2 separate regions of the Homo sapiens genome follow, and region 1 is linked to region 2. A link is a contact called in ENCODE Hi-C or POLR2A ChIA-PET data. All regions are on one chromosome and are shown on one strand. Each heading gives the region's core, a stretch centred on a gene start or an enhancer-like site at or near the end of the contact. The rest is flanking DNA. Distances are from core to core; before and after follow the strand shown.

What was found. Hi-C counts contacts between places; a loop is a spot of excess contacts on that map. ChIA-PET counts read pairs that join two places held with the same protein, here RNA polymerase II (POLR2A). Pooled maps may share reads with other maps.
Region 1: a map of PC-9 shows a loop between it and region 2 (8-fold over the local background). The contact joins two enhancer-like sites. A Hi-C loop is called at or near these places in 4 of 168 maps with a recorded cell type or tissue (B cell, Caco-2, PC-9 and 1 more), 1 of 37 single-sample maps with no recorded cell type and 7 of 50 pooled maps. POLR2A ChIA-PET finds 5 or more read pairs at or near these places in 5 of 52 experiments (HCT116, OCI-LY7, T-cell and 2 more).

What each region holds. Positions count from the first base shown.
Region 1 is chr12:116,493,429-116,496,735 of GRCh38, reverse strand. No RefSeq gene overlaps it. Among named protein-coding and RNA genes, the nearest start is that of LINC02457, 21 kb to the left of the region's middle. Within about 2 kb of position 1,320, at least 5 of the 41 ENCODE cell types and tissues checked have a DNase peak (open chromatin) inside an H3K27ac peak, as active enhancers do.
Region 2 is chr12:116,598,316-116,601,862 of GRCh38, reverse strand. No RefSeq gene overlaps it. Among named protein-coding and RNA genes, the nearest start is that of MAP1LC3B2, 41 kb to the right of the region's middle. Within about 2 kb of position 1,901, at least 28 of the 41 ENCODE cell types and tissues checked have a DNase peak (open chromatin) inside an H3K27ac peak, as active enhancers do.

The sequences.
Region 1 (3,307 bases), core at 71-2,570, 100 kb after region 2:
CTCACTGCAACCTCTGCCTCCTGTGTTCTAGTGATTCTTATGCCTCAGCCTCCAGAGTAGCCGGGATTGCAGGCACACACTACCAGGCCTGGTTAATTTTTGTATTGTTGGTAGAGATGGGGTTTTGCCATGTTGGCCAGGCCAGTCTCAAACTCCTGACCTCAAGAGATCTGCCCGCCTTGGCCTCCCAAAGTGCTAGTAGTTACAGGCATAATAATTTACAATTTTTTAAACAGCCACCTTAAAAAACAGAAAGAAACAGAAACAGAAAGGTACAGGCATGTGGTACCTCATGCCTGTAACCCCAGTGCTTTGGGAGGCTGAGGCGGGAGGATCGCTTGAGCCTACGAGTTCAAGGTTGCAGTGAGCTATGATCTCAACACCCCAGCCTGGGTGACACCCTGTCTCTTTAAAATAAAAAAAAAAAGTCAAAAGAAACAGATAAAACTAATTTACTAATTTTAGTAATATATTTTATTTAATCCAATATATCCAAAAACATTTTCATTTCCACGTGTGATCAATACAAAAATGTGAATGTGGTAGTTTACATTATTTTTTGCTCATACTAAGTCTTCAAAATCCAGTGTATATTTTATATTACAGCACATCTCAATTTGGGTCTAAATTTTCATTGGAAATATTTGATCTTTTTTTTTTTTTTTTCTGAGACAAGAATCTTGCCCTGTTGCCCAGGCTGGAGTGCAATAGCGCAATCTCGGCTCACTACAACCTCCGCCTCCTGGGTTCAAGCAATTCTTCTGCCTCAGCCTCCCAAGTAGCTGGGATTACAGGCATAAGCCACCGTGCCCGGCTGGAAATACTTGATCTTATTAGGTTTTATAAAATTTACAAGGAGGCTAAGTTATTCCAAACAGATGTCAAAGTTTTCCAACAGTTAAATGAATCAGTTTTTTAGTTTTAAATTTAAATTAAATAAAGTTGAATAAAATAAAAAATACAATTCCTCAGGCACATCAACTGTGTTTCAACTGTTCAACAGCCTATGTGGCAAGTGGCTACCACATTGGACTGCAAAGACAGAAGTGCTGCTATTTATGGAATGAATGAATGGATAAACCCCAGTTTCACCAAATACCAATTATATAGCTTGAGCCTTGGGGTGGTTTTAAATACCCACAAATTCTTTGCTACTCCTTTCTTCAAAAGAAGGAGCCTAACTCCTCTTCTCTTGAGCATGGGCCAGGCTTAATGACTCACTTCTAAGTAAAGGAATGTGGCTAGGTGACACTGTGTGACTTCCAAGGCAGGGTCACCCAGTGCCTTGTGGCTTCCTCCTTGGAGTCTTTTGGATCACTCATTCTGGGAGAAGCCAGCTGCCAGGGAATGCGGAGCCTTCGACAGCCCTGTGGGAATGTCCCTGTGGAGGAACTGAGGCCTCCAGCCAACAGCCATGTGAGTGCTTTAAGCCACTATATTTTTAGGTAGTTTGTTCTGCAGCAATAGGTGATTAAGTCAAGCCTTATCCATAAAATGGGGTGAAAAACCCTAAAAGGCTTTTGTGAGGTTGAGAGATCATATATATAGATCACTTAGCAGAGCTCCTGGCACACTAAATAATCAATGGCCACTATTACTATGCCCCCTTCTTTTCTTTTCTTTCTTTATTTTTTGAGATAGGGTCTTGCTCTGTCACACAGGCTGGAGTGCAGTGGTGCAAACATAGCTCACTGCAGCCTCAACCTCCCAGGCTCAAGTGATCCACCCACCTCAGCATCCTGAGTAGCTGGGACCACAGATGCACGCCACCACACCCAGCTAATTTTAAAATCTTTTGTAGAGACGGGGTCTTGCTATGTTGCCCAGGCTGGTCTTGAACCCCTGGGTTCAAGCAATCCACCTGTCTCGGCCTCCCAAAGTGCTGGGATTACAGGCATGAGCCACTGCAACCTCTCATTCATTCATTCATCAATTCACCCATTCATCTTAATGCTGACCAAGAGATACGTTGTATGCATCTCATTTGACTTAGGGAAAACAAAGTTAGAAATATAAATTTTATTTTCCAGGCTTCTCCTTTGTCTTCAGTTGTGCTAATCGCATTGGCTTATGGAGACCTACTCATCTATGTGTAGGTTCTAACTGGGACTGCTCTTTTCATCAAAACTTCCTGAATTAGTGGATGCATGAACTAGCAGGTCAATGGTTATTCATTGTGATGAACACGGTGATAAGCCACCTGGATCCGCCTTCAAGGAAGGACTTAGAGTTCAGCTGCTGGGAAGGTGGCTCACAGATGGCATACAGCTGTCAGCCCCCCTCAGGAATTGCCTCTGCTGTCTGCAGCCAGCTCGCACAGGCTGTACCCTTCCCAGTTCAGCCTGTATCCAGTGACTGACCCCTACAGGAATATAAAGACCTGGCCAATTTGGCCCATGGCAGGGACAACTCTGACAGGTCATCTATGCCCATGGGGCTGGCCAAGGTCTTGTGCCCACATCACAGTTCAACTTCTTAAAAATGGAAGAAGAAATATTACGGGGACGATTTGCACAAGCTAAAAATGCCACAAGCAAGAAATCACTTTTATTTTATTTTATTTTTCAACTCAACTTCATCTCCCTCATCTCACTGATGCCCAGTCCTGCTACCGCCTCCTCCTCCTTCTCCTGCTCCTCCTCCTCCTCCTTCTCTTCCTCCCTTTCACAATGTTGATCCCTTGGACCTCAAAGTCTGTCTCAGCTTCTGCTCCAGAGAACCTACCTACCCTAAAACACTGATTGAAAGGAGGCCTCCATTGGGTTTCTCCATCTCTGCACTATTGACTTTCTGGATGATTCTTTGTGATGGGGGCTGTCCTGTGCACTGTAGGATGCTGAGTAGCATCCCTCGCCTCTACCCATGAGGTGCCAGTAGGACCTGTCCCCCAGTGAGGGAGGATCTCCAGATGTTGTAATTGCACAGTCACCTGTAATTGAGAATCACTGGCTTAGAATAAAGGAAATGGGGAAACAGGGAAAAAGGATCAGTCACTAGTAAGGCACAGCCAGGTCTTGCTGAGAGTGGAAAGTATTTCAGGATTAGGCTGGGCGCGGTGGCTCACACCTGTAATCCCAGCACTTTGGAAGTCCTGTGCGGGCGAATCACCTGAGGTCAGGAGTTCAAGACTAGCCTGGCCAACATGGTGAAACCCTGTCTCTACTAAAAATACAAAAATTAGCCGAGTGGTGGCGCATGCCAATAATCCCAGCTACTCAGGAGGCTGAGACATGAGAATCGCTTGAACCCAGGAGGCAGAGGTTGCAGTGAGCCAAGATCACGCCACTCCACTCCAGCCTAGATGACA
Region 2 (3,547 bases), core at 652-3,151:
ATCTTTCTCCCCTGCTTATGACTCCTCTATGGCTCCCCAGGGCCCACTGAACTGGATTGAAACACCTCTCTACAGTGCCTAAGTTGGCCTGAGTCTTGCTTCCTGATCCACCTCCCTCTAGCTGTGAGTCACCCCAATTAGTCACCATGCCTGAGACCCACCATGCACTTTCCTATGCCCTTTGGGTTGGAAAAAGAGCTTTTCTAGAGAGGAAACCCACTCTTGGAGTGTGCTCAACTTGTGCCAGTAGTGAAGGAGTTAATTTGCCTAGGGTTTGTATTGTCAGACTCACCAGATGTTGCTGCCAGTGAGTTGGGGCTCAGATATGACTACCACTTGGTGTCAGGAGGGACACCATTTGTTCCAGAGAGCCCCAGGCACCCGTTCAGGGAAGGGCAAAGCCACCAGACACATGGAACCACCCTAAAAGAAAATAAAGACTCCCTTCCTTCCTTTACTCTTTATTTTTAAATTTTATTTTTAAAAAAGTATTTTTCTATGTAGAGAGAGATCTCACTATGTTGCCCAGGCTGGTCTAAAACTCCTGGACTCAAGCGATCCTCCCACTTTGTCCTCCCAAGTTCCGGATTACAGGCATGAGCCCACCATGCCCAGCCTACTCTTTAAACTTTTCAAAGCAGCTTCACATACATGCCTCAACAGATCCCCTCCATATCTCTGAGCAACAGGTAAGATGAATGTCGTGCCCATTTGACAGGTGGGAAAACTGAGGTGCCGATCAGAGAGTCTTATCCTCAATAAAGAAAGGTTTCTGGATGGGGAAGAGCAGGCACAGGGGTATTTCATGTCTCATAGCAAGTTGGTGGCTGAAATGGAACTAAGCAAAGTCTTCTGACCTATTTTCTATGAGGTTTTCATTCATTTGTTTTTCAGATATTCATTAAATGCTTATATGTCAGACACTGTGGTCATCTCATAATAATGATTATAGCTAGAGTTGTCTCTACAATCCTACACTTTCTACCTACAAGTCCCATTGCTAAATTATTTACGTGCCCTCTCTCATTTCAATGCGCGACAGCCACCCTTTGAGGTATGATTACTATTACTATCCCCAGACACAAGTAAGGACACTGAGCTTGCCCAAGGTCACTTAGCTCCTGAGCGGGTGCTGGGGTGTAAGGACTTCAAGCCTGTGCTCCTTTACTGCTTTGCTGAGGCTTGTTATCTGCACTGGGGTGGCCTACCCTCTTGAAGCTTACTCTTTTTTTTGAGACAGAGAATCTTGCTCTGTTGACCAGGCTAGAGTGCAGTGGTACACGGCTCACTACCATCTCCACCTCCTGGTTCAAGCGATTCTCCTGCCTCAGCCTCCCGAGTAGCTGGGATTACAGGTGTGCACCACCATGCCTGGCTAATTTTTGTATTTTTAGTAGAGATGGAGTTTTTCCATGTTGGCCAGGCTGGTCTCAAACTCCTGACCTCAGATGATCTGCCCGCCTTGGCCTCCCAAAGTGCTGAAGCTTACATTCTTATAAGGAGATAAATATACCAGTTTTCTGAGGTCTGGCCTTCACCTCTAAGACCCTCCAAGCTATTCCTTCCCAATAAGGAATATTCCAAATAGGAGAGAAAGGATGCAGACGTTGATTAAGCCCCTTCCATGGGCCAGGCACACGCATATCCATTTTCCATACCACCTAGCAAATTGGCTACAGAGGGTACTGAAGAAATCAAGGCTCATTGGGTTGACATGGTTGTTCAAAGCTGGCATACTTGGTTTTCAGGGAGTGGAGACCTGGCCTTGGATGGTGATGCCATCTGACTTGCCTTTTCTGCCAGCCAGCTCTGGCTCTCCTGGAGGACAAGTGACGGGGGAAGAGTTTGCCATGAGTCTTTAGGTCACGTAACTACGGAAGCAGTTCTCTTGAGGCTTGATACGTGATCTTTATACAAACCCTCCTCGGGACAGGAGCCAGAAAGTCACTCTCCCACCCATTTTGGGACAAGGGAGGTGGGGGGAGGACCCAAGACCGGATCCCGGCAGAGTCCCGCTGCCCACGACAGGCAGCAGGTGGCGCCATGGCCCCGGTTTAACAAGGACACCGGGAAGGTGGAAAGGGTGGGTGGGTGGGGCGGGGTGGGGGGCGTGGGGGTTGCGGTTGGACTCCAGAAAGAAAAACTAGTGGAAAACAAGGCTTTAAAAGAAGAACAATTTGTTCCAAAACACTTGCCTTGTAACGGGGTCATCTATAAATTCTGGGATTTCCTGTTGGCCTCGGGGAGGGCAGGCAGGCCGGCCGGCGGGCAGGCCACTGTCTTCTCTGCAGTCTGGAAGAATCATTTCCAGCCCAGCTCACGAGCTCCAGCCTCCCCTGGCCCAGATTGGCTCTGAAATTTCCCAGCTTTCGTGCCCGTAAGCAGGATCCTGTGACAGCAGCGTCTCCTTGAGCGGTGCTCCAGTTTCCACTGGGTTGGGAGGAGGCGTGAGATCATGGTCATTTTTTAAAGGAGAGGCTGTCTTCGTGATCTCCCTGTTCCGTCTCCACCATCGGACTTGTTCCAAAACAATCAAAGACGTGGAAACAATAAAATGAAAGAGATGGAAGTAGCCCTTTTAAAAAGAAGACAGCTGTTCCTGTCAATACGGGGACGGAAAAGAGAAAAAGAGTTGGAAACAAATAATTTTTAAGCCCAGGACTGGCTACTTGGTTAACAGATGTGGCCTGACCTCGCTCTACCCAAATCACTTCATCATGGGCTCTGAGCGGCCAGGCGCGGTGGAGAGGGCAGGGAGCTTTGGAACCAGTCGTTCATGAGCTGTGTGACCTTGAACAAGCCATTTAATATCTTGGAACGTCCGTTTCCTCCTCCAATAAGTGGTGAACAGTAATTAATACCTGCTATGCCAGGAGGTTGTGAGGCTCATGGATGGCCTGTTTCAAAGACTCGTGTGTATCAGCAACGCAATGCAAACAAGGTCACGGTTCTCTCTTGACTGTCGTCCCCGTGCGGCCAACAGGCCATCCTCACGGGCAAAATGACAAGGAACAGCAGAACTCTAAAGGAAAGATTATCTTACAAACTCACGGTGATATCTTTACATGTCTCTGGAGGAAAAGTCACAGTGAAAATATTGCCAATCAGTCATGAAGATGGTTAGGATTATGTTTTCTCTTTACCCAGAGAGCCAAGGCCAGGAGTTTAACTGGGACCACATAAAGGAAGAAGCAGCGGCTTTGAGTCTGGCTTGGTTTGGGGTAAAGACTCCTGGCTCAGTCACAATGCAGTGGTGCCATTGAACGAGATGCGTATCTCCCTGGGTTTCAATTTCCTTATCTGTACAAGGGTGGTGGGCTGGGGGAGGTCAGGAATCATTAACTGAATGCCTATAGAGTCAGACATAAGATAAGGGAGTGAAGTGGGGGATGGGTCCGAGGGCGTGGTTGCCTCTCAGTCCCAGCTGCTCATGGCCTGGAAGGAATTGGGACAGTATTGCCAGATGTTTAAGAAGCCAGGAATCTGGAGTTTTATGAGACATGGTCCAAGCTGTAAAACAATGCAGGTCAGACAAAACAGGTCTGTG